Regions from separate parts of the Homo sapiens genome. Here region 2 is linked to region 1. Evidence: chromatin contacts called from ENCODE Hi-C or POLR2A ChIA-PET data. All regions are on one chromosome and are shown on one strand. Each heading gives the region's core, a stretch centred on a gene start or an enhancer-like site at or near the end of the contact. The rest is flanking DNA. Distances are from core to core; before and after follow the strand shown. Region 1 overlaps SMAD3-DT (SMAD3 divergent transcript). Region 2 overlaps SMAD3 (SMAD family member 3).

Region 1 (4,131 bases), core at 1,044-3,543:
TTGCAAGGAAGAATGTAGTGGGAAGTGTCAACCCTGACAGTGGCCAAAACAAAAAGGGAAACACAGAAAGGACAAGAGTTCTGTTTATTACAAAGGAGTTAAGAAAGAGCACATGTTGGCCAGGCGCGGTGGATCACACATTAATCCCAACACTTTGGGAGGCTGAGGTGGGCAGATCACCTGAGGTCAGGAGTTCAAGACCAGCCTTGCCAACATGGGGAAACACCACCTCTACCAAAATATACAAAAATTAGCTGGGCGTGGTGACGTGTGCCTGTAGTCCCAGCTACTGGGGAGGCTGAGGGGGAGGATTGTTTGAACCCGAGAGGTGGAGATTACAGTGAGCTGAGATTGTGCCACTACACTCCAGCCTGGGCAACAGAGTAAGACCCTGTCTCAAAAAAAAAAAAAAAATACATGCTCTAAAGCCTGACTCCCAGAACGTGAGCCCTTGCTCTGCCAGTTACTAGCTATGTTGCTTTGGCAAATGAGTTAACCTCTTTATCATTCAGTTCCTCTATTTGTAAAACAGGAACAATCATAGTGCCTACTTCATAGGGTTGTTGTGAGAATTAAATGAGCTAATAATGTAAAGCACTTAGAGACTGGCATGTTGTAAACTCTGAATGAAAGTTATAAATTATTTTTATCAATGTTTTTTCCTGGCTGAATTCTAAGTTGAATTTATCTTGAGCATCTGTATGCAAAGAGCTCTGAGTAACATAAGGGATAGTTTTCTCAATAAATGTGATAGTAACCGTGGCTGCATTCTCAGTAAGGCTGTGTCTTAACGTCTCCTGGAAGGAAGCCAAGGTCAGAAAGGGGCTCTGTGAGAGAGCTAGTGCTCATGTCCAGGCCCAGGGCTTCCTAACTGCCTGGCATGTGCCAGGAGGGTGTGTGCAAAAGGCCAGGAAAGGAAGGACTTTCACTCCCTTCCCGCTTGCCCTCTCTCTCCCTGGTCAGGCCATCCTTTCAGCCTGGCTGTCGGCCTGAGCCATTTCCTGTTTCCTGAACATTTATCTTCTGCACATTCATGCTTTTTTCTCATATTGTCCCCCGGCCTGGAATACCTCTTTCTTCCAGAATCCTACTGGCAAACTTCTCCTTGTCTTTCAAAACTCACTTCAAGAATAACCATTCCTTCCTCTGGCATTCCCAGACTCTCCAAGTTCTCCTCTGCTTGGAGGACTCTGTACCTCCCTCTCTTCTGTGATGTGTGATGGTGATAATGGTGATGAAGATAATGGTGATGGTAGCAATGAAAATAGTGGCAGCTTACCCTGACAGACCACTTACCAGGCACTAGGGTAAGTGCTTTGCAAGCACTGTTCCAATTAATTTTTACAGCAATCCTATAAGGAATTGCTATTTGTATACTAATTTTATAGAAAAGGAAACAGGAGCATAGAATGAGTGGTTAAAGAACTTGCTCAAGCCACACAGCTGAGAGTAAAAGAACTAGGATTTGTACACAGAGAGTCTGTTTTCAGAACTAGCACCCACAACCGTTATGCCTAGCTGCTTCCCTGTGTTATTTTTACTGTTTCTACTGTTAGGATTATTACTGCTTGATGATGGGTTTCTCTCCTTTGTCCTTACATTCTCAGGACCTGGCACCAGGCCTGACACCCAGCAGGCACAGAAGAAATACTTGCCACTATTCAGTCTGGCAGTTCGGTTCAGTTAAAACGAGTCAAGGCTCATTTCAAAGACCTCTTCTTCCATGCTGGCCCTCCTGATCACCCTGAGCAGATTTGAGGACTCCTTTCATGAGCCCCTGTGGCTTTGCTCTTCTCATTTAACTCTCACCCAATTTCATGAGGTGGGCATTGTTCCCACTTTATAGACAGAAAAACTGAGGTTCAGACCTGGTAAGGGTTCGTGGTGGGGTTTGACTCCATTCATTCTTCCCTTCACACTTTCCTTTTAGTGTCTCCCCTATCCTTGTATTTGCCACTCCCAAATCCTTAGCACAGAGCCTGGAGCACAGTAGGCCTGCATTAAATGTCTGCTAAATTGAAATGAACTGAATTAGGGTGTGGGTGGCCCAAGAAAAATGTGCCACGACTCAGGCATTTCAAGCAAAATGCATAGTTTCAAAACCCAAGCATGGAGGAGCCTGCTATTTTTGGATGGCCTTGCACAAATGTTGTGTGGGCTTCCTTTTTGCTACTAAATGTCATTGCATTACTTTCCTAGTTTCATTCTCCTGCCTGGGCTGGGGAGGATTATGCAAGCGGAGCCTGGGAATGAGTCATCTTTCCCTCAGCTGCCAAACTGTCCACGATTGCCATGATATGGTACAATCTTTTTTCTGCCTCAAGCTATTTGTGGGTGGTTTTGTTTAACTTTTACAGTCTTTCTTTCTTTCCTTCTAATTTTGCTTATCCTTGTCTTTTTCTTTGAGATGGGCCATAGGGTACTGACGGCCTTTAAAACTCTGGCCCCTCTGTGTCTGCAAGCACAAATCCATCTACCTGCTATGTAATCCACGTGGGGAAGAAAGCCCTTCTGGTGATGACATTGTGAGGTGCTGACCCATAAGGAAAGTGGGACAATCTTTCTAGGGTGGATGGAGGTTCCCTTCCACTGGGCCAGCTGCCACCACCCCTCCCCCAAGCCTGCTGGGAAATTCTGGGAAGCCCAGAATTGGGCTTCCACACCCCACACTACAGCCATGCCCTTCACACTCCTACCTGGGTCTGTTTCCTGGATTTGTTGAGGCTGGTCTCTTCACTTCCAGTATGACCCTGTGGCCTTAGCCAGGGCAGCTCTGGGGCCAGCCCCCCGCCCCCACAGGAGGAGCCAGGCTGACCCAGCTGAGGGCTACACAGGAGGGAAAGGCCCAGTGCCCAAGGGGATGACAGGTGTGTGACAACGTGTGTGCTGCAGGCATAGTGCTGGGTGCCAGTAGAAAGAGTGACTTGCTCTCCAGCTGTGTAAGTGCTTCTAGCCTCAGGCTGATCGATCAGTGAACCAGGCCAAGGTTGGAGCTGTAGGTGAAACCAGTGGATCCACATGTGAGGGCTGCGGGAGGTGGAAACAGGGGCCGGTGCTGGGACCTTCCTAGATGAATAGCAGCTACAAGCAATGGCCAACCCATTGCTCAAATGGAGGCCTGTTGGGCACTCGGGACCTGAGTTCAGCAGGAATCATTGAGAGCATCTTGATAGTCTCTCATAACACTCACCATGTGTGCCATACTTGATAAATTTCCAGAGCACTTTCCATACATGCCCTCAAATGATGCTGGACAACAGGTGCCCAGCAATCCAGGTTCGAGAAGAGTCAGCCCTGCCTGCTCCTTTCCCAGCTCCAAGGCTCTGGTCTCCCCTTCGCAAGCAGGAGAAGAGTTGAGAACATTTGGAAACCACATGCAGGAGCACCGAGAGTCCTGGATTAGAAGGGAGAGGAGTTGGCCAGGCGTGGTGGCTCACCCCTGTAATCCCAGCACTTTCGGAGTCCGAGGCGGGCGGATCATGAGATCAAGAGATCGAGACTATCCTGGCCAACATGGTGAAACCCCGTCTCTACTAAAAATGCAAATATTAGCCAGGCGTGGTGGCGCACGCCTGTAGTCCCAGCTACTCAGAAGGCTGAGGCAGGAGAATCGCTTGAACCCGGGAAGCGGAGGTTGCAGTAAGCCGAGATCACGCCACTGCACTCTGCAGAGCGAGGCTCCATCTCAAAATAAATAAATAAGTAAAGGAGAGAAGTTCTGGCAGCTCATGCTGTGTGCCTATGGGAAACTCTCCTAACCCTTCTGAACCTCAGTTTCCCTGCCTTTAAAATGGTGGTAATAATATAATTGAGAAATGAGCTAACAGTGATTCATAAAACATTTGGTGTCACTCTTCCACATAAAACCCTCCAGTGACTTTCCATTTCAGTTGGAGAAAAACCCAAAGGGCTTGCAGCAGCCTGTGAAGTCCTGCATGATCTACCTCTACCCCCACTTCTCCTCTGATCTGATGTCATCCCTGGTCTTCCAAATACACCAGCATCATGCCCACCTCAGGGCCTTTGCACTGACTGTTTGCTTTGCCTTGGGCACTCTTTTCCCAGGTGTCAGTACAGCACCTCTCACCTCCCAGGTCTTCACTGAAACATCAGCTTTGAGTGAGGCTTTCC
Region 2 (4,131 bases), core at 867-3,366, 97 kb before region 1:
GAAACGGAATTTCACCATGTTTTAGCTAGGCTGGTCTCAAACTCCTGACCTCAGGTGATCCACCCGCCTCGGCCTCCCAAAGTGCTGGGATTACAGGTGTGAGCCACTGCGCCTGGCTGATTTTTTTTTTTTTTTTTTTTTTTGAGACAGGGTCTCACTCTGTTGCCCAGGCTAGAGTACAGTGGCGAGTTCACTGCAGACTTTAACTCCTGGCTCAAGCAACCTTACACTGCAGCCTCCCGAGTAGCTGAGACCACAGGCTCACACCACCATGCCCAGCTAATATTTTTAATTTTTTGTAGAGATGAGATCTTGTTATGTTCTTGTTATGCTGGCCAGTCTGGTCTCAAACTTCTGGCCTCAAGCGATCCTCCCACCTCAGCCTCCCAAAGTACTGGGATTACAGGCATGAGCCACCATGCCCGGACGCAAGTATTTAAAACAAATTCACTGAGATATTTTATCCCTGTTTTACAGATGAAGAAACTGAGGACTTAGAATGTTTAAGTCCTTGTCTGAAGTCCCATAACTTACAAGTGGTGGGGCCAGGATTTGAACCCTGGTCTGTAGGATCCCAAAGCCCTATTCCTTACCACCCTACATAGGGACCACAGGGAACATCATTGCTCTGTGAAAAAAACCTATCCTTGTCTATGGAGTGATTACTTTCCTAAGAAAGTCAGGTAAGTCCTGGCTTGAAAACAAGTTTAAGAGCCAGCTCAGCTCTTAGCTAGATGCAAGACCCTCAGCATCCCCTCACCTCTCTGGACCTCAGTATTTTGGGCAATGAAACTAGTATATCATTTCCTGTGACCTCTTTTGGCTCTAACAAATGGCCAAAAAACCCAAGAGATCACCAGCTCCATAAATCCCCCGATAGGAAATGGGCCAAAGGATTACCGTACGGAAAGCAGTCCTGACTTGCTCATTCCCAAACTCTGGTGAGGAAACCAAGAGAAACCAGCCACCACCCACAGCTGACAGGGTCTGGGGGGAACAGCAAAAGAGCTGACCCGCACAGTACCCCCAGGCTAACTGAAGAGTCCCTGAAGCCTACAGATCAATTTCTCTTTTCTAAGAAGGAAAGGGGAGTATAACCTTCAGTTTCCTCATGTGTAAAATGAAAAGGTTTCATCTGTTCATTCTTCTAAGTGGTCAACTTAACCTCTGTAGGACTCAGCTTCCTCATCTACAAAATGGGGACATATGTCCGGACCTTAGACCAGTGCTACCCAATAGAATTTTTGGTGGTGATGAAAACGTGCTGCTCTATATGAGCTGATCTGATGGCCACTAGCCTACCCGTGCACTTGAAATGCGGCTGGTGTGACTGAGGGACAGCATTTGTAATTGTATTTAATTTTAATGACCCAACATTTAAATAGCCACATGAGGGTGGTGGATAGGTATCGGACAATATAGCCTTAGACTGTAGTGGCAGGAATGAAATCAGATGGCATTTGTAAACTGCCTAGCACAGTGGTGGGACACAAAGTTCTGGAGGAAAAACATGCATGAATATGCAGAGGTCCTATCAGTAGAGATTTTTTTTTAAGCAAAATTTCCTCATATCAAGAAATGGAGGCACTAGAAGCTGACAAGCACATACATGGATGTGTTAGAAAGACCCAGAGAAATCAGGCATACTGTAGAAACCATTCTCTCGGTGTATAGACTAAATGGCTGAAGGTCTGTTTTGTTTTCTTCACAAATGTTCTTGTCAGAAGATAAAAGAGAGCCGTTTTCAGCAAATCTAGGTTTTTATAACCCTAAACGCCCAGTACAAACTGCCCCAAGAGCAAGCTCTCTCTTCAACAAAACCTCCCGTCCTCCCAGGCAGCCACCCCCCGCCCATCTGCAGCCCTCCCCGGGGCCTCTGGGAGCTGCCCACCCAGAACGGAGTGCAACTGACATGTGGGGCACACCCTGCCAGGCACAGTCACTCGTGGGGGGAGAGCCACCCACGATGCCCTCAGGACCCACAAGGCCGGCTGGCAGTGGCCTGTGTCAGGAGTGCCCACCGGCACCCGCTGGCAGCCAGCCTGCGTCACAGCCCAACAGGAAACGAGGAGAAGAGAACACTGGGGCCGCGTGGAAATCCCCACTGGGCTCCACGCCGGAGGGTGACTCAGCGGGGCTGGCCAGCAAGCTGCCTCCCACCCCTCAGCCAGGACAGGGCGGGGGCTGCAGGAAACAGGCCTCCCGCCTCTCTGCAAAGGCTAAGAAGTACACATTCTTACATATTATTATGTTACAGATACAATCATGCCCTGCCTGAAAACATGCAAGACAAAGTCCCAACATATGAGATGGGGATTCAAGGTCCTTTTATAACAGAAAACGCACTTTCTCTAAGCAGGGGTGTCCGGTGTTTTGGCTTCCCTGGGCCACGATGGAAGAGTCGTCATCTTGGGCCACACATAAAATACGCTAACTAACGATAGCTGATGAGCTAAAAAATAATCGCAAAAAAAAAATCTTACAATGTTTTCAGAAAGTTTATGAATTTGTGTTGGGCTGCATTCAAAGCTCTCCTGGGCTACATGCGGCCCACGGGCCAGAGGGTGGACAAGCTTGCTCTAAAGGAAAGTCTTAGTTCAAGTCCTGGAGCAGCCATGAAGCTTGAAAAATTCCCTTCCCAATTTCCCAGGCCCAATTTCTTACCTGGTAGGGCCAGGGTGAGATTCCCACACTCTCCACGGAGTGTTCCCAGGCAACACCATTGCACAGTGCCTCTGCCCTCCTCGCAGCTAGCCCATCTGCCCTTCTAGACCACCCCACAGCACTTAGCAGTCTTAGATTATGGCGTTCATCATCCTAAACACAGACATTTTACCAGGCCTCCCACTCAGATACTGTCACCAGGACAGAGGCCATGCCTTACATCTCCAAAGTGAGTTTGATACATACAGGGGGTTTTAAAAATTATCCATCTATTGATCCAAAGAAACAGCATGGCATGTGTATAAGACTTGTTATCCTTGATACCCCTCCCCAACTCCAGGTCATGGCAGGGCTGCCTGAGCTGCCACAGGCTCTTATCACCTCTGTTCCCCACATCACGTTAAGCAGCCCAGGGCAAAGTCTGTCCCACACTGTTCCTCTTTTTCCCATAAAGTACCCAGTGTACTCCAGGGACTTACGGCTAGCAAAAGAAACAACAAGCAAGAAAGTGGGGAGGTCCTAGAAATCCACTCCTAGTGAGTTGCAAGAGGCTTACTAAACCCAGAGTCTTGGCCAGGGACAGTGGCTCACGCCTTTAATCCCAGCACTTTGGGAGGCCAAGGTGGGCAGATCGCTTGAGCTCAGGAGTTTGAGACCAGCCTGGGCAACACGGTGAAACCCCACCTCCACAAAATATACAAAAAATAGCCAGGCGTGGTAGCGTGTGCCTATAATCCCAGCTACCTGAGGGGCTGAGGCAGGAGGATTGCTTGAGCCTGGGAGGTCAAGGCTGCAGTGAGCTGTGATCGCACCACTGCACTCCAGCTTGGGTGACAAAGCGAGACTCTGTCTCCAAAAAAAAAATTCAAAGTCTTTACCCCTTGAAGTTACTAGAAAAATCCAACCTATGTTATTTCACTTTAAAAATATCAACTTGCTATGACTTTTTCCTTTCAGAAGCTCTCTTGGGCAATTCTACCTTTGGACTATAAGCTTCTTACAAAATAATTCATTTTTCCCATTCCCGAGTGTGTGCGGGTCTGAATTTTATGAATGTCTTTGGCAAGTCTGAGATAATTCAGCCAGGGTTCCATCCATCTGCTTCATAGACAGTTCCACTCACTTGGCCTCTGAAAGCACTCCATGCGCTCCCCACCCACGGTCAGCCCTTACCCAGGTCCCTCTCTGGCTCCCACTCTGTGGCACCCCCACCCCCGCCATGGCCCCAGCACAGCTGTGTGGCAAGAATAACCCAGCTCTCTGTGTCTACTGCCCACCTCCCATTGACTATGGGCCTCCCTGCAATGGGCTTCAGCCCCAACACTCCATCATGACTGCCCTTGCTAAGGTCACCTAGTGGCCTCCAGGTTACAGAATCTAAAACACATGGTTTTCAGGCCTTACCATTCTGGGTTCTCTGCAACATCTAGCACTGCTGCTCCTTTCCTCTTGCTGCAGGGTCTCGTC

The links. Hi-C counts contacts between places; a loop is a spot of excess contacts on that map. ChIA-PET counts read pairs that join two places held with the same protein, here RNA polymerase II (POLR2A). Pooled maps may share reads with other maps.
Region 2: a loop to region 1 is called in a pooled map, with 2.9 times the contacts of the local background. The contact joins two enhancer-like sites. A Hi-C loop is called at or near these places in 1 of 168 maps with a recorded cell type or tissue (naive thymus-derived CD4-positive, alpha-beta T cell) and 6 of 50 pooled maps. POLR2A ChIA-PET finds 5 or more read pairs at or near these places in 5 of 52 experiments (BJ, MCF 10A, activated CD4-positive, alpha-beta T cell and 2 more).

What each region holds. Positions count from the first base shown.
Region 1 is chr15:67,022,678-67,026,808 of GRCh38, reverse strand. The region is part of intron 2 of SMAD3-DT (SMAD3 divergent transcript); the gene reads left to right. Among named protein-coding and RNA genes, the nearest start is that of SMAD3-DT, 39 kb to the left of the region's middle. RefSeq lists an enhancer at 844-1,138. Within about 2 kb of position 2,293, at least 29 of the 41 ENCODE cell types and tissues checked have a DNase peak (open chromatin) inside an H3K27ac peak, as active enhancers do.
Region 2 is chr15:67,119,201-67,123,331 of GRCh38, reverse strand. The region is part of intron 1 of SMAD3 (SMAD family member 3); the gene reads right to left. Among named protein-coding and RNA genes, the nearest start is that of SMAD3-AS1, 26 kb to the left of the region's middle. RefSeq lists enhancers at 1,958-2,397, 2,376-3,233. Within about 2 kb of position 2,116, at least 36 of the 41 ENCODE cell types and tissues checked have a DNase peak (open chromatin) inside an H3K27ac peak, as active enhancers do.